Regions from separate parts of the Homo sapiens genome. Here region 1 is linked to region 2. Evidence: read pairs that join two places in POLR2A ChIA-PET (ENCODE). Cell type or tissue: OCI-LY7. All regions are shown on one strand. Links, peaks and the distances in the headings refer to the core of each region. The heading gives the core; the rest is flanking DNA.

Region 1 (10,740 bases), core at 1,407-9,406, 99 kb after region 2:
GGTAGAGAAAAATCCTGTGTCAAGACAATTAAAACTTTTAACACCAACAATTTTTTTTTTTTTTTTTTGGATACGGAGTCTTGCTCTGTTGCCCAGGCTGGAGTGCAATGGTGCAATTTCAGCTCACTGCAAACTTCACCTCCCGGGCTCAAAGGATTCTCCTGCCTCAGCCTCCAGAGTAGCTGGGACTACAGGTGCACACCACCACACCTGTCTAATTTTGTATTTTTAGTAGAGACAGAGTTTTGTCATGTTGGCCAGGCTGGTCTTGAACTCCTGACCTCAGGTGATCCACCCACCTCAGCCTCCCAGAGTGCTGGGATTACAGGCATGAGCCACCATGCCCAGCTAAATTTTTTTTGTTTTCATTTGTCACATAGATGAGGGCTTCCTATGTTGCCCAGGCTGGTCTCGAACACCTGACCTCACCTCATTATGTGATTATGTGCCAGGACAATAGGCCTGAGCCACTGCACCTCCCACAATTTTTGTAATATGAATTACTAACTTATTTTGTGCCAGCTAATAATATTATGGTATCTTGTGCTTTAAATAAGATGCGTCTGAAATGTTTATAGATGAAGTAAGATAATATTTGAAATTTACTTCAAATGAACACTGGAGGAAAGGTACAGAAATGCAGGGCAGTGCAATGGGTGTAATGCACTGTGCACAAGGGAAGGCCTTATTCCCCCACCTGCTGAAGCATTGCCAAGAGACAGCCTGGCTCTGTCAGTATCTTCAAGAAGCACCTCACTGAGGAGTACCAGCCTGTGCTGAGCCCTTGTCTGTGACAGCCCACATCCAGTGTCTTCTCCATCAGGGCTTGCCCCACTGGGTCAGCTCCCAGGTCCATCCCCTAGAACTCACTCTTCCCAGCCCTGCTTCCTTCTCTCCCTTGCACAGATTTGATCCTGGGAGCACTCCCTATTCAACTTCCTGCAAGCTAACCTGGATCTCAGAGCCTGCTTCCAGGGAACTCATCCTGTACAAGTTGAAACAAAACTAGCCGTGAATGGATAATTCTTAAAGCTGAGTGTGATAGGTAGAATTCAAAGATGGTCCCCAAGGTCCCTACCTCTGATATAAACACCCTGTATCATCCCCAGTACTGTCTGGCAATAGATTTTACTCCTGTAACTAGCTTCTTTGGCACAGTTGACCGCTAGCCGGGGAGAGGAGTATTCTGGTGGGCCTGACCTAAATCACATGAGCCCTCCAAAAGCAGAGTTTTCTCTGGCTCCTCCCAGACAGCAATTCAAAGCACAGGGATTCAACAGGCTGCTGATGGCTTTAAGGTGGAGGGAGCCACAGTGCATGGGATGCAAGTGGCTGGTAGCAGCTGGGGCAGCCACTGTGGGCAGTCAGCATGGAAACAGGGTCCTAGGTCCTGCAGCCGCAAGGAATGGAATTCTGCCAACAGGAGCAGACTTCAAGAATTCTCCCCCACAGAGCCTTCAGATGAGAACACAGCCCAGCCGACACCTTGACTTCAACCTTACAATATGCTGAGCAGAGAGCCTAGCCATGCTGGACTTCTGACCACAGGGTGTGAGCTAATCCATGAATATTGTTCTAAGCTGCTAAGTGTGTAGGAATTTGTTGCACAGCAACAGAAACCTAATATACTAGGTGACAGGCACAGAGAGGTTCATAACCCTAGTCTATTTCTGTACAAGTCTGAAACTTTCCATAGTGAAGAAAACCAAAATATTTCACCCCAAAATATATTTCCTTGACATAGTTCAAGATGGTGATTCAGAAGGGCTAGAAATACAAGAGCAACTAAAACGCTGTCTTTTGTCAGGGAGATTTGCATCTGTCGAGAAAATCTGCACGGATGCAACCAGGCTTCCTCTCAGGCCCTCCCTTGTCCTATCCAGGAAAGATTAACTGAGAGTCAGACATCTTTAAAGGTCCGAAAAGCATTCATCACCTATTCTCTCTGAGCACTGCTATCTGTAAACTTTCTAACAAGACCACCTTTGCTAACCAGACCTCATCTTCTCCCCCTCCCATACCTGTTTTGCCATGATTCAAGTCCCCATTCTGTCTGTACACTCAGGAAGGCATGGAAGCTACTGAGCCCCACTGGGGAGTTGGGGTCATCACTCTGGGGTTCTCCTGTGTGCACGTTAATACATTTGAATGCCTTTTATCCTTTTAATCTGCCCTTTTTTTTTTTTTCTGAGATGGAGTCTCACTCTGTTGCCCAGGCTGGAGTGCAGTGGCATGATCTCGGCTCACTGCAGCTTCCACTTCCCAGGTTCAAGTGATTTCAAGTGATTCTCATGCCTCAGCCTCCCAAATAGCTGGGATTATAGGCACGCCCCACCACACCTGTCTAGTTTTTCTATTTTTAGTAGAGACAGGGTTTCGCCACGTTGGTCAGGCTGGTCTCAAATTCCTGGGTTCAAGCGATCCACCCATCTCAGCCTCCCAAAGTGCTGGGATTATAGGTGTGAGCCACCAGGCCCAGCCTTTATCAGCCTTTTGTCCACTGATTTTTCAGCAAAACCTCAGAGGGTGAAGAGGAAGTTTTCCCTTCGTCACCATAACAGTCATCATAAATGTTTAAAATCCTGATTTTCATGTTGCTAATCGAAGCTGAGTGTTGGGAACTCAGCTGAGTGGCTCATTATACTTCTCTCTAATTTCAGGAACATATAAAATTTCCCATAATAAAACCTTCAAAAATTTGTACAATGATTGATTGGTCAGCAGGCAATTTGAGTAGTTCCTACTTACATTATTTTTGTAAGCAAATATTAATAAGTGCCAGCCTTCTTAAAGGGCTTGTCACCCAGTCACTGGAATCATTCTGTTTCTCAACTGAGTTGTCTCTTAGCTTGTGCCCCAGAGATTTTCACACCCAGGTCATCCTAGTGAGAGTCCAAGGGTGGGAGAGAGGAGCATGCTTTTCTTTATGAAGTAAAGGAAGGGTGATTGTGGAAGGGAAGGTGGAAAAGAACCTCAAAACGTGGGCCCTGAAGATGAATTGTAGGCAAAAGCACTTATGGAAGCTGAGAGATTGCAAATTAATTGCATTAAAGCAGTGGTGGCAGTTTTACCCCCAGAGGAATTTCGCATTGTCTGGAGACATTTTCGGTTGTCACAACTGGAGGGTGGGGGTAGGTGCTACTGGCATCTAGTGGGTACATGCACAGAACAGTCCCTTTTTCCCCACCCAAGTATCATCTGGCCCAAAACGTCAACAGTGACCAGGTGGAGAGACTATGCCTTAGACACATCTGTGTCCACACTTCTGGAAAATCACCAGAAACCCCTAAAATTGTGCATACTCTTTTTTTTTTTTTTTTTTTTTTGAGATGGAGTCTCACTCTGTTGCCCAGGCTGGAGTGCAGTGGCGCAATCTCGGCTCACTGCAAGCTCCTCTTCCCGGGTTCACGCCATTCTCCTGCGTCAGCCTCCCAAGTAGCTGGGACCACAGGCGCTCACCACCACGCCCAACTAATTTTTTTTTGTATTTTTTTCATAGAGACGGGGTTTCACCATGTTAGCCAGGATGGTCTCGATCTCCTGACCTCGTGATCCACCCATCTCAGCCTCCCAAAGTGCTGGGATTACAGGCGTGAGCCACCGCGCCTGGCCAAAGTGTGCATACACTTGACTTTGTTACTTTGAGAGACGTATTTCAATTTTTCTGCTACTAAAAGTGATTGCTTCTACTTGGGAAGGTATGAGCATGGGATGTAGCATTTGTCACTGCAGAGAGGCCAGCAGCCCCCAGGTCTGTAGCAAGACACCCATGCCCTCACTTAATGCTGAAGGAGACCATTGGACTGGCTCCAGAGGGCACCGCCCAGGTGCGCGGGTGCGGTAGGATTGTTTTTGGGGAACCCTGGGGCCAGGCCTCACCTTGTGGGTGGAGTAGAGAGGTTGCTCCTAAAAGAAATGAGAATGGGCCTGTAATCCCAGCACTTTGGGAGGCCGAGACGGGCGGATCACGAGGTCAGGAGATCGAGACCATCTTGGCTAACACGGTGAAACCCCGTTTCTACTAAAAATACAAAAAATTACCCGGGCATGGTGGTGGGCGCCTGTAGTCCCAGCTACTTGGGAGGCTGAGGCAGGAGAATGGCATGAACCTGGGAGGCGGAGCTTGCAGTGAGCCGAGATCGCGCCACTGCACTCCAACCTGGGAGGCACAGCGAGACTCCGTCTCAAAAAAAAAAAAAAGAAATGAGAATGGGCGGGCGCCGTGGCTCACGCCTGTAATCCCAGCACTTTGGGAGGCTGAGGCGGGCAGATCATGAGGTCAAGAGATCAAGACCAGCCTGGCCAACATGGTGAAACCCCGTCTCTACTAAAAATACAAAAATTAGCTGGGCGCGGTGGTGCGCACCTGTAGTTCCAGCTACTCGGGAGCCTGAGGCAGGAGAATTGCTTGAATCTGAGAGGCGGAGGCTGCAGTGAGCCGAGATCGCGCCACTGCACTCCAGCCTGCTAATAGAGTGAGACTCCGAAAAAAAAAAAAAACAACGAGAGTGAGCCTCAGCCCTCCTGGGAAGCAAATGAAATGAACTTCAGGCCAGGAAATGAAGACTTGAAGGAATCCATAATCCCTGATTCAGGGAGGCACCTCTCCCTCCCTCTGATCTCAAGGTGCGTGGGCATCTACCAGGGTGAGAGATTTGCCTGAGGGCACTGTGATTCTGAAGAGGTTGGCCTGGCTCCTTAGCAGACAGGAGGCCCTTCAAGGCCCTGAGTTCATTCCTGTGGGTTCCAAGCATGGCCCCAGCATGGCAGCATTAACAAGTGACTGCCTGGGTAGGAATTCCCTTCCTTTACCCATAAACCTTCAGGGAAGTCACATTAAAGCTGTAATCTTGTCACCACTATCTCTTTGGAAAATGAAGGGAGGGATTTATGCCCAGAGTTGGCTGAACCAGTAGAGAGACAAGCAAAAGGCAGGAGGTGCCAGTGTGGTGAGCAGACCCCTTGGGGAATAGTAAGCAGGCTCTGCTACCAGATGACCAGTTTCTTCGAAACTGGGAGAATTCATCTGAAATGATTATTTATGAAGTTCAAGTATATATTCACCCTGAGCAAGAAGAGTTTATTTGATTTCATTAAAATCATAACTGCATGGAAAACAAGTTGGTAAAATAAAGCATTTGTGTTGCACGTGTTTTCCTCTAAAATTAAACTGGGATTATACCCAAAAGCTGCCTTCTGTAACCAGCTCTGTACCAGTTTGGCTGGTATCTACTTCCTGAAACTCACATCTTTATGACAATAATCATCAAGAATAAATACATGAAGCAAAGCTGGGTCTTCCTAGTTCTGTTGCTGCTTGTCACTTCAGGGAAAGGAAGTTGAAAGAAAGAAGACCGAGTATATTTGTTCATCCTACAAACTGTGTGAGTGTATTGTATGCCCTATAAGGTGCACATCTACTCATTGCCAGGTTCAAGGATCTTTGACTTGGACAAAGTAGAAATTTGGGATGTATACTGCTTTTGGGACTTTCCTTCAACTGTAAACAATTATTATGGAGAAGCATACATTTCTCTGATTCTTTGTTGGCCTTTCAGCCTCTTGACCCACTTCCTCAAATGTATAGTGGTTTTTATATTAAATTTTCCCCTTGACTAAGCAAAGCATGTAGTGTCCAGTTACACTTCCTCTTCAATAGGGAAATGCTTATTTTTTCTATTTGTAGAACTTAAAAGCAAACAGTTGCAATATGAAAAAAATTACTTAGTTCACCCCCCTAGAGTGTGGAAATGGATGATTCAGAATTATTATCAAGTATTTCTTTTGGAGGTTGTACAAAGTTCAGATTCGCAATTAGGCACAAAACAATGTCTTGAAGGGATAGGGACTCCAGGGTACAGTAACCCAATTTGAATTCCAGCCCTGCCACCTACTGGCCGTGTGACTTTGGGCAAATAACTTTAGGTCTCTGTACCTAAAACCCCAAGAAGTGCTTGGTAAGTATTATATAATAATTATAGTAATAAACATAAACTTGGCATGCTCATGCTCACATCGGTATCACAGGGACATTGTAAAGAGAAATGATGAGCATGCAGCTTCTAGCGCAGTTCATAGTTGCAGTATTATCTAGATGATTCTAGGGTCATGTGCTTCAGTCACTTTTTTTTTTTTTCAATAGAGGCAAGGTCTTGCTATGTTGCCCAGATTGGTCTTGAACTCCTGGGCTCAAGTGATCCTCCTGTCTCAGCTTCCCAAAGTGCTGGGATTACAGGCATGAGCCACTGCACTCAACCAAGACACATTTTCCTTCACACACACACACAAGTCCTCCATTATAAAATGGGAGGTGCTGATGCTGATTTTAAACCAAATCAAACCGTCCCACTCTTCAGTCTTTTCCCATCAACATAAGTAGCCACTCCTTCCTTCCAGTCGCTAAGGTCAAAAACCTTATGCCACCCCTGACTCCTGCCTTTCTCATGACCCGCATTCTATCTGTCAGGAAATCGCACCCATGCTACCAAAATACCTCCACTCTGACCACTTTTACCACTTCCACTGCTACTACCCTGGTCCAAGCCACCATTCAGAAAATTAGGACACATCTAAAAAGCATCTTCACAGAAACATCTAGAATAATGTCTGACCGAATGCCTGGGTAGCATAACCTAGTGAAATTGACACATAACATTAACTATCACATGATGTTAAATAAATGATCAAATAGTTGATCCATTAAAATAAGAGTTCAAATGGCTTAGTTTAAGCTAGTGTCATTGAAAGAAAAAAACACACCATTTAAAAAATATGTTCAGGCTGGGCAAGATGGCTCACGCCTGTAATTCCAACACTTTGGGAGGCTGAGGTGGGTGGATCACCTGAGATCAGGAGTTCAAAACCAGCCTGGCCAACATGGCGAAACCCCATCTCTTCTAAAAATACAAAAATTAGGGAGGGTGAGGCAGCAGAATCGCTTAAACCCAGGAGACAGAGGTTGCAGTGAGCTGAGATCGTGCCACTGCACTCCAGTCTGGGAAACAGAGCAAGACTCCATCTCAAAAAAAAAAAAAAAAAAAGTTCAAATTTCAGGGTTTTTAAAATAGACATATTTTTTTCTCTAATGCTAATTTCATTTAAGGTGTTTTCAAAAAGTTAAACAAAAATTTTTCTAAAACTAGATTGTGGTAGTATTTATATAACTCTGAAGTTAATAAGAATTATTGATGTATACATTTAAGATGGATGAGTTTGTGGCATGTAAATTATACCTAGATAAGGCTGTTTTTTTAATTGGGCAATAAATGAGCTGTTGATTATGTAAAAACATTCTATTTCAGGAAGAATATTTAAACAGAAAATTCCGGGGCTGAGACACAACTACACTTGATAGTATGCAATTATAAGTAGGATAAAATCGGGAGACACTTGAAAATTAGTATTACAGACAAAATCCTGAGTAGACACAAGAAAATAATATTTTTAAAATAATCTTTTAAAAATAATTTTTGGCCGACTGCGGTGGCTCATGCCTGTAATCCCAACTCTTTGGGAGGCCGAGGCGGGTGGATCATCTGAGGTCAGGAATTCAAGACCAGCCTGTCGAACATGGTGAAATACCAGCTCTCCTAAAATTACAAAAATTATCCAGGCATGGTGGCGGGTACCTGTAATCCCAGCTACTTGGGAGGCTGAGGCATGAGAATGGCTTGAACCTAGAAGGCAGAGGATGCAGTGAACCAAGACTGCGCCACTGCACTCCAGCCTGGGTGACAGAGTGAGACCCTGTCTCAAATAATAATAATAATAATAATAATAATAATTAATAATGATCTTTTTAAAAGGTAATAAGTTTTTTTCTTATAAATTTGAATGACACTGAAAATATCAACTGCTTTTGGAAGGAAAGAGCTAAAATGCACCCTTTGGATTTAGCCACAAAGAAGCCACTGGTGCCGTGACAGTGACACTCTCCCTTCGTGTTCAGCGACATCAGCACTGGGCTTCCGGAGGCACCTGGAGGAGGGAGCTTCCTTCCCACCTTGTCTTCCTCCAGCGCCACTCATCCCATGTAGGGGACAAACAAAACCTTCCAGAGGTGGGCACCGCTCACCTCTCGGTCCCTCATTTTCTCCCAGCAATCACACTGTGCTCAACCTGCCCTTTTCCTTATTTACTCTCCTTTCTATCTAGCACAGCCACCTTCTCTACTTTCTCCAATTTGCCAGTTTTTCTGGGATTTTTTTTTCCATGCTCTTAAAAATTTCCCATCCTCATGGCAGTGACCACAGTCACCGCAGCATTTTGACAGGTATGAAATGAGACTCATAGTTAGCCACTGTGTGCTCACCTGCTCTGAATATGGTGCCCTGAAAGTCCCTGGACTGTGAGAATTGACAGACACAGATGACCAGTCACCTCTTGACTCACATGAGGTCCAGAAACCCATCTGTACAGCTCCCTTCTTGCAAGGGATCTTAACTGGAGGAAGAGAAAACTCAGCCCCTTTTGACGAATGTCTCATGAATGCAGATGCTGGCTGGCGATAGAAAGGGTGGCAGAATTTGTAGACTGTAAGAACATTCTCCACCTAATTACCCCTTGGCCCAACCTCTATCATTCACTTGCTTCTCCAGTGCCCAGGAGCGATGGGACTAAGCAGGCAGTGCTGAAAGAACTGTGGGGACTCTGTCTGAAAGACCTGGCAAAAGAGCCGGAGCAGTCAGCAGCAGTGTCAGCAGCACAGAGAAGGCATAGCCAACAGCAACATAGCAGAGAAGGCAGGGCACAGCCAACAGTAGGGCTGCTTGCAGCAGGTGCATTTCTGAGGATATGTGTGAGCCCTGCTTTGCTGCCTAGGCTTCCCATCTGCTCTTCTCTCCCCACCCAGGAGCCCTTTGAAGAAATGGCGGAAGAGAAGGAGCCTTTCAAAAGCCAAAGCCTGGACTTCCAGCAACATAGCTAAGGGACAACTGGATTGTTGAGATTTGAGATTCTCTATAAAGGCGATACAGTATACACACACGCTGTGTGGAGCCTGGGACATTCCAGAGATGTTGGTATATGGCAAAGCAATTTATTTGCATACATTTGACATGTATCCAGTCACTTTCCCAAGCTCATGGATACTGGCAAAGCTGTCTTGTTTATTTGTTTGTTTTGAGACAAAGTCGTGCTCTGTTGCCCAGGCTGGAGTGCAGTAGCACCATCCTGGCTCACTGCAACCTGTGCCTCCCAGATTCAAGCGATTTAGAGCCTCAGCCTCCTGAGTAGCTGTAATTACAGGTGCGCCACCACACCCGGCTAGTTTGTGTACTTTTAGTAAAGACGGGGTTCCGCCATATTGGCCAGGCTGGTCTTGAACTCCTGGCCTCAGGTGACCCTCCCACCTCGGCCTCCCAAAGTGCTGCGATTACAGGCATGAGCCACCATGCCCGGCCATGGCAAAGCTTTTAATTGCATCTAAGTGTTTTAGAACAGTAGTTCTCAAAGTATCCAGAACTCCTTTCAGAGGGGATGCAAGGTCAAAACTGTTTTCATAACCAACCAAGAGATGAATTGTCTTTTTCACTATCATTCTTTCAGTGGGATATGCAATGGGATTTTCTAGCGGCTGCATATGTGATATTGCACCCGTGCAGAGCAGAGCAGATGTAAAAACCCAGCTTCCTTCTATTAGGACAGAAACTAAAGAGATGTTTTAAAATCTCTTTTTAAAGAATAGCAATTTTGGCCGGGCGCGGTTGCTCACGCCTGTATTCCCAGCACTTTGGGAGGCCGAGGCGGGCAGATCACTTAAGGTCAGGAGTTTGTGACCAGCCTGACCAACATGGTGAAACCCTATCTCTACTAAAAATACAAAAAGTTAGCCGGGCATGGTGGCATATGCTTGTAATCCCAGCTACTTGGGAGGCTGAGGCAGGAGAATCGCTTGAACCCAGGAGGCAGAGGTTGTACTGAGCCAAGATCGCACCGCTGCACTCCAGCCTGGGCGACAAGAACGAAACTCTGTCTCAAAATACATAAATCAAAATTAAATGGCAAAACTCTGGAGAATGCTGGAGGAATGTGTGACCTCCAAATTAAGCAGAGCATCTGTGAGCTGGATGTCCCGTACCCGTTAAAAGTCACTCCCCGTCTCCCCTCCTGCCAGCCCCTGGCATCCATTAATGTACTTTCTGTCTCTATGAATACGCCCATTTTGGAAATTTTACATAAAGAGGATCATACAATACATGACCTTTGTGACTGGCTTCTTTCACTCAGCATCACATTTTTGAGGTTGGTCCATGTCGAAGCGTGTATCAGTGCTTCTTTTCTTTATTGCCAAATAATTTCCACCATTTGGATATGTCGCGTGCTTTGTATCTAGTTATAAGTTGATGGACATTTGGCTTGTTGCCACTTTTGGGGGCGATTATGAGCAGTGTTTTAGGGGCCCACTTTCTTTTTCTTTCTTTTTTTTGAGCAATTTTATCAAAGAATACTTTTTTGTTTTGGAAAATATATTTTTCATGAAAAATATGTGGTTTCTGTTAACATGTAATTGATATGTTACTTTTTTTTTTTTTTTTTGAGATGGAGTCTCACGCTGTCGCCCAGGCTAGAGTGCAAATGGCGTGATCTCGGCTCACTGCAACCTCTGCCTCCTGGGTTCAAGCAATTATCCTGCCTCCCGGGTTCAAGTGATTCTCCTACCTCAGCCTCCCGAGTAGGTGGGATTACAGGCAGGCACGACCACACCCAACTAATTGTTTGTATTTTTAGTAGAAACGGGGT
Region 2 (8,000 bases), core at 1-8,000:
TTAGAGTTTAGCATGAGCAATTGCACAGCACAAACTCTCTGTTGTTTGCGTGCATTGGGGCAGGGCGTCCAGAGCCGGGGGCACTTCAGAGGATGTACTGGTGATTTTAATATAAAAACATCCAAAACAATTAGATGTAAATATGAGGAATGGGTCATATTACCTATTTAATGCGGGGAGAAGTATTTGTACATGCAATAAAAATAACCTAGTGAAGGCCAGGCGCGGTGGCTCATGCCCGTAATCCCAGCACTTTGGGAGGCCGAGGTGGGTGGATCACCTGAGATCAGGAGTTCGAGACCAGCCTTACCAACATGGCAAAACCCCATCTTTACTAAAAATACAAAATTAGCCGGGTATGGTGGTGCATACCTGTAGTCCCAGCTACTCAGAAGGCTGAGGCAGGAGAATCACTTGAACCCAGGAGGCAGAGATTGCAGCAAGCTGAGATTGCACCATTGCACTCCAGCCTGGGTGACAGAGTGAGACTCCATCTCAAAAAAAAAAAAAACCTAGTGAAAAAGATGTTATTGCAAAACAACTTTTGAAATACTGCACATGCTGGACAATTGATGCATTAGTTTAAAAGAAGGAAATGGGCCAGTAATCCCAGTACTTTGGGGGGCCAAGGTAGGATAATCATTTGAGGCCAGGAGTTCAAGACCAGCCTGGGCAACATAGCAGCCTCTTGTCTCTACAATTTTTTTTTTTAATTAGCTGGACTTGAGTTGGAAAGAAGGAAGGCGGAAGGGAAGAAAGAAGGTAGGGAGGAAAAAAAATATGGCCACATGTGAGAAAACCCCCTTAATGAAATGACCGCTGGATTTTCCAAATGATGGGATGTTAAGCAGCCGTGAAGAAATGGTTGATTGACAAATATTTGTGGTATATTAAGTGAAAAAATAGCATGATCCCAATGATCTCTATCTACTTTTTGCAAGGGATTTTTCTAGGTATCACTAAGAATGCTGTGAGATGTGATGTGCTACCTTAGACTATGAAGTCAAACAGATCTGAGTTCAGTTGGGCAGATTTCTTAGGCTCTCCACGCCTGACCCCTGTGTACTTAATAAATGTTGGCTGTTGTTATTTTTATCACCATCACTTTCATCATCACTTCTGGGAGCAACCAAATTGGTTTTGGCACCAGAAGATGTCTTGGGGGACCAATCAGATAGCTCCTCACTTTTTTATTTTATTTTATAAATTTTTAAATTAAATTAAATTAAATTTTTTGAGACAGTGTCACTCTGTTGCCCAGGCTGGAGTGCAGTGGTGCAATCACGTCTCACTGCAGCCTCCACCTCCCAGGCTCAAGCGAGCTTCCCTCCTTAGCCTACTGAGTAGCTGGGACTACAGGCGCATGCCACCATACCCAAATAATTTTTTTATTTTTTGTAGAGACAAGGACTCACCACGTTGTCCAGGCTGTTCTCAAACTCCTGGGCTCAAGTGATCCTCTGCCTCGGCCTCCCAGAGTGCTGGGATTATAGGCGTGAGCCACTGAGCCGGGCCAGCTCCTCACTTTTTGCAGGATGAGAGCCTGGGCTTCCTTTGATCACGTGGAGCCAATTACACCTCCTTGGCTGTTGCGAGCTTAGATTCAGGAGATTGTATTTCCCTAGCATCCAACAGGCATGTCCAAATGTCATCTCTTTTCTTCCACTTCACTTTCTGTCATGTTCCCTTTAGCGGTTGCTGTCGGGGCTGGTGTTCTGACTGAGACTGATGAATTGTTTTATAATTTTTCCAGAGTAATTGCAATGATAGTCATTTATAGGACAGGACAGTCACGGGTCACTTAACAACTGGGGTAGATTCTGAGAAATGCATCATTAGACAGTTTTGCTGTGTGAACGTCATGCAGTGTACTTGCACAAACCTAGATGGTGTAGCCTCGTATACACCTAGGCTATGTGGTTTAGCCTATTGCCCCAGGCTGTAAACCTGTACAGCATGTTACTGTACTGAGTGCTGTAGGCAATCGTAACACAATGGTATTTGTATACAGGCATATCACAGAGATAAGGCAGTTTTGGTTCCAGACTAACACAATAAAGCTAAAACCACAATAGAGTGAGTCACATGAATTTTTTTGTTTCCCGGTGCATCTAAAAATTATGTTTATACTGTAGTCCATTAAGTGTGTGATAGCGTTATGTCTAAAAAAATGTGCACAGCTTAATTTTAAAATATTTACTTGCGGAAAAATGGTAGCAATCATCAGAGCCTTCAGCAAGTCATAATCCTTTTGCTCGTGGAGCATCTTGCCTTGATATGGATGGCTGCTGACTGATCAGGGTAGTGGTTGCTGAGTTGCAGTGACTGTGACAATTTCTTGAAATAAGATGACAATGAAGTCTGCTGCATCAACTAACTCTTCCTTTCATGACAGATTTCTCTGTAGCATGAGATGCTGTTCGGTAGCATTTTACTCACAGAAGAACTTCTTTCAAAATTGGAATCCTTTCAAACCCTGCTATCAACTAAGTTTATGTAATATTCTAAATCCTTTGTTGTCATTTCAACAATGTTCATAGCATCTTCACCAGGAATAAATTCCATCTCAAGAAACCACTTTCTTTGCTCACTCATTAGAAACAACTCTTCATCTGTTCAACTTTTATCATGAGATTGGAGCAATTCAGTCGCATCTTCGGGTTCCGCTTCTAATTCTAGTTATCTTGCTGTTTTCACCACATCTGCAGTTACTTCCTCCACTGAAGTCTTGAACCCCTTAAAGTCATCTATGAGGGTTGGAATCAGCTTCTTCCAAACCCCTGTTAATGTTATATTTTGACCTCCTCCTATGAATCACCAGTGTTCTTAATGGCATTTTGAATGGTGAATCCTTTCTGGGAGGTTTTCAATTTACCTTGCCCAGATCCATCAGAGAAATCACTATCTATGGCAGCTATAACTTTACAAAATATATTTCTTTATTTTATTTTATTTCATTTTATTTTATTTTTTAAGATGGAGTCTCACTCTGTTGCCCAGGCTGAAGTGCAGTGGTATGATCTCAGATCACTGCTGCCTCCACCTCCCAGGTTCAAGTGATTCTCCTGCCTCAGCTTCCCAAGTAGTGACACCACACCAGGCTAATTTTTGTATTTTTTTTTTAGTAAAGTCAGGGTTTCACCATGTTGGCCAGGCTGGTCTCGAACTCCTGACCTCAAGTGATTTGCCCGCCTTGGCCTCCCAAAGTGCTCAGATTACAGGCATGAGCCACTGTGCCCAGCTTCAAAATATATTTCTTAAATAATAAGATTTGAAAGTCGAAATAACTCCTTGACCCATGGGCTACAGAATGGATGTTGTGTTAGCAGGCATGAAAACAGCATTAATTTCCTTTTAAATCTCCATCAGAGTTCTTGGGGAACCAGGTACATTGTCAATGAGAGGTAATATTTTGAGAGAAAACTTTTTATCCTGAGCAGTAGGTCTTAATACTGGGCTTAAAATATTCAGTAAACCATGCTGTAAACAGATGTGCCGTCCTCCAGGCTTTGTTGCTCCATTTGTAGAGCACAGGCAGAGTAGATTTGGCATAATTCTTAAGAGCTCTCTGATTTTCAAAATGGTAATCCAGTGTTGGCTTCAACTTAAAGTCACCAGCTACATTAGCCCTTAACAAGAGTCAGCCTGTTCTTTGAAGCTTTGAAGCCAGGCATTGACTTCTCCTCTGTAACTATGAAAGTCCTAGATGACATCTTAATAGAAGGTTGTTTCATCTACATTAAAAATCTGTTGTTTAGAGTATCCACCTTCATCATTTTAGCTAGATTTTAGCTAGATCTTCTGGATAACTTGCTGCAGCTTCTACATGGGCACTTGCTGCTTCACCTTGCACTTTTATATTATGGAGATGGCTTCTGTCCTTAAACCTTATGAACCAACCTCTGCTAACTTCCAACTTTTCTTTTTTTTTTTTTTTTTTTTTGAGATGGAGTCTCGCTCTGTTGCCCAAGCTGGAATACAGTGACACAATCTCGGCTTATTGCAACCTCTGCCTCCCGGGTTCAAGTGATTCTCCTGCCTCAACCTCCTGAGTAGCTGAGATTACAGGTGCATGCCACCATGCCCGGCTAATTTTTTTGTATTTTTAGTAGAGGTGGGGTTTCACCATGTTGGTCAGGCTGGTCTTGAACTCCTGACCTGATGATCCGCCCACCTCAGACTCACAAAGTGCTGGGATTACAGGCGTGAGCCACCACACCCAGCCCCAACTTTTCTTCTGCAGTTTCCTCACCTCTTTAAGCCTTCACAGAATTGGAGTGTTAGGGTCTTGCTGTGGATTAGACTTTGGCTTAAGGGAATGGTGTGGCTGGTTTGATCTTCTATCCAGACCACTGAGACTTTCTGCATATTTTCAATAAGGCTGTTTTACTTTCTTATTATTAATGTGTTCACTGGAGTAGCACTTTAAATTTCCTTCAACAACTTTTCCTTTGCATTCACAACTTGGCTAACTGTTTGGCCCAAGGGGCCTGTTGTGGCCTGCAATATGCCTTCCTCACTAAGCTTAATCCTTTGCAGCTTTTGGAATAGGGATGCCCGAGGAGAAGGAGAGAGGCAGGAGAGTGGACAGTGGGTGGAGAAGTCAGAACACTCACAACATCTATTGATTAATTTCACTGTCTTATATAGGTGTGGTTCATGGTACCCCAAAACAATTACAACAGTAACATCAAAGATCACTGATCACAGATCACCATAACACATATAATCATGATGAAAAGTTTTGAAATATTGCGAGAATTACCAAAATGTGACATAAAGACATGAAGTGAGCATGTGCTGTTGGAAAAATGGCACCAATAGACTTGCTCAATGCAGGGTTGCTGCAGACCTTCGATTTGTAAAATGCAATATCTGTGAAGTACAGTAAAGCAAATCACAATAAAATGAGGTATGTCTACATCTAAATGTATTTAAACATAGAAAAGGTACAGTAAAAATACAGTATCATTATCTTAGGGCATCAACGTTGTATATGTGGTCTGTCATCTACCGAAATGTCATTATGCAGCACATGACTTTATTGAAAATCATTGTAATATCTTTATTTTGGTAAATTTTTGTAAATCAATGTCTCATAAATCACATGCCCCTGTTTTCAAAAATACGTAATCAAGGAAGCAAGCTTTCTTGGTCAAGTATGCTGAATACTCAACCCCTTGGAGAGGCACGTAGTCATTAAGATGTTCAAGTCTCTGAGAAGTTCTGTTTTGAAGACACGTATTTCTATGTTTAACACAGTTTCCACTCCCGCGCCGCCCCCCCCTCCAAATTAAGTACCAGTCAGCCTCAGGGAGACTGAAGCCAGAACTCTCCTGATTGACCTATCTTTTTGATTGTGTAGTTATAGGATATTCCAAGATAAATGCATGAATACTACCTTGACGGAATGTGATTTCTCAAGTCTTTCCAAGTATGGTGACCACACCTTGAGAGTCAGGGCTGAATTTGCAGATGAGCATTCAGACTGGGTAAACATCACCTTCTGTCCTGTGGATGACAGTAAGCCATTTTGTTTTCCCTTTTTTTGTAATGTCATCATCTTGCCTTGTTTTTTTCCACATTGGTTGGTCCATCAACAAGAATTCTTTGAGGGCCCACAAATGGATGGCCTTGCACAAGGAGCTTAAGGAATATAATAAAGAGAGTTGTATCCCTAAAGAATTCATGGGAGAGACAGAAAAAGATAGGCATATCATCAATGCAACAATTAAATATAAATCTAACACCTTCAGTGCCTCAAGGATGTGACTATGTTGGGGCCCGTGCTGTTGAGGAGAAGTTCTGGAAGGATTCTTGTGGTGAATTTTCTGGGAGAAAGTCAGTATGGAATTATGACTTAAACAAAGAAACATAACGTGATAGGCAAAAGAATGAAGGCAGATGTAGAGATGGAAAATATGATGCGGACAGCCGGCTTGCCCAGAGCGAAGGACAGAGGGAGGGATAGGGCTGATGGCAGGTGGGTTGGGTCAGACTGGTTGGTCAGCATCAAAAATTGTTCCCAGGTTAGGTGGAGATTGCAGTGAGCCGAGATCACGCCACTGCACTCCAGCCTGGGCAATAGAGTGAGACTTGGTCTCAAAAAAAAAAAAAATATTGTTCCCAGGTTAGATTTGGAGGGTCATGGTGACCACCAGAGTCCCCTAAATATGAGATGAGCATATTTAGAATATCAGGAATTGAAAACTAATTAAACCATATATTAGCAATTGAGAGAGTAAAGAAGATTAGAGGTTAAAAGAACCTAATTCACAAAATTCACATACAGCCCTTCAAAACTCACATAGAGAAAAGCACTAAAAGAATTGTCTCTGGCTAGGCATGGTGGCTCACGTCTATGATCCCAACACTTTGGGAGGCTGAGGTGGTGGATCACTTGAGCCCAGGAATTTTCTTTTTTTCTTTCTTTCTTTCTTTTTTTTTTTTTTTTTTTTTGAGACAAAGTCTCACTCTGACACCCAGGCTGAAGTGCAGTGGCGCGATCTCAGATCACTGCAAACTGCCTCCAGGGTTCAAATGATTCTCGTGCCTCAGCCTCCTGAGTAGCTGGGACTTCAAGTGCCTGTCACTATGCCCAGCTAAATTTTTTTGTATTTTTAGTAGAGACGGGGTCTCACCATGTTGGCCAGGCTGGTCTTGAACTCCTGACCTTAAGTGATCCACCTGCCTCAGCCTCCCAAAGTGCTGGGATTACAGACATGAACCACCACACTTGTCCTTGAGCCCAGGAATTTAAGACCAGCCTGGGCAACATGGTGAAACCCTGTCTCTACAAAAAACAAAAAAAATACCAAAAAAAAAAAAAAAAAAAAATTAGCCAGGCATGGTGGAGTGTGCTTGTAGTCCCAGCTACTTGGGAGGCTGAGGTGGGAGAGTCATCTGAGCCTGGGAAGTCAAGGCTGCAGTGAGCCATTATCACACCACTGCACTCCAGCAGCCTGGGTGACCAGAGTGAAGTCTTATCTCAAAAAAAGAAGTGTCTCTATATGGGGAGTGGTCTTTATGCCGGTCCCTGCTCTGGACCCCCATGACCCCTACAGTTACATCCTCCCTGGTAGAGAATGATGCTAGGATGCCTTTCTTCCCTTTCCCAATTCCATCCCAAGCCTGGGTAAAAACGTCTTACTTTTGGAATCATAAATTATCAAAGTTAGATTATATTTTCTAATGGTACCTTTACAAAAACAAAGGAAAGATGAACAGAAAAGTAAGTTTCACAATAGTTAAAAGTACAAGTTTTTGCTCCTATAATTGCTAACTGGCTTACCAGGTCCTAACTTGTCCCAAATCCTGTTAGCTCCCATCCATGGAAGTTCCCTTTAGAGCCTAGGTACAACACGGTTAAGCAGCTTGTCAAAAAGTCATACAGGTCATGAGTGGCTGAGCAAGGATTCAGACCCAGGCTCTTGCTTCTGTGCTCTTAGCAACTACTACCCAATATTGGAGATTTGCCTCTTGAAGTCTATGTATTTTAGTGATAGGAAAGTGTTTCCAGGCATCATGCATAACCTATTTATACTTGCTTTGGCAAAGTATTCCAACAAGTTTTCTTGTCTGGTTTTCAGACGAGCACTTTAGAATGATGGAAGCAGGTCCATTAACAGCCCTGAAAAAGTAACAGCAGCCAAAGAAGAATACAGGACATAACTCAAACACCATGATTGCCTGGAACCATTTATGAATCATTCTATAGTTATTATTGAGTACATCTGTGTAACAGCTGCATTCTGAGCACTGAAGCTACAACAATGAACGAGACAAAATACCTCATGGAGCATATATGTGCTAATCAGGAATACAGATAATAAATAAATAGATACATATTACATGACAGGTAGTGACTATGGTTCTTAAGAAGACTGAAGCAAGGCAATAGGACAGAAAGTAATGGGAGCTGCACTTCTACATAGAATGGTAAGATACAGTCTCTCTGAGGAAGTAGCATTTGAGCAGAGACCCATATGAAGTGAAGGAGC

What was found. Peaks named below come from ENCODE experiments on the same cell type or tissue, not always from the same donor. Only the 100,000 strongest peaks of a DNase experiment are listed, where the experiment ranks them.
Region 1: POLR2A ChIA-PET joins it to region 2 with 6 read pairs; 15 of 35 experiments call an interaction of 5 or more read pairs at or near these places.

What each region holds. Positions count from the first base shown.
Region 1 is chr21:33,368,949-33,379,688 of GRCh38, forward strand. No RefSeq gene overlaps it. Among named protein-coding and RNA genes, the nearest start is that of IFNGR2, 29 kb to the right of the region's middle. In OCI-LY7, for the core only: a CTCF peak has its summit at 5,893 (motif pointing left); DNase peaks (open chromatin) are centred at 5,303, 5,623, 5,863, 6,473 and 2 weaker places; H3K4me3 peaks cover 2,254 bases; H3K27ac peaks cover 4,509 bases.
Region 2 is chr21:33,271,231-33,279,230 of GRCh38, forward strand. IFNAR2-IL10RB (IFNAR2-IL10RB readthrough) reads left to right here. Exons shown (of 13, transcript NM_001414505.1): 9 at 5,366-5,523. It overlaps IL10RB (interleukin 10 receptor subunit beta), which reads left to right. Exons shown (of 7, transcript NM_000628.5): 3 at 5,366-5,523. Among named protein-coding and RNA genes, the nearest start is that of IL10RB, 8.9 kb to the left of the region's middle. In OCI-LY7, for the core only: no CTCF peak of the experiment used is centred there; no DNase peak of the experiment used is centred there.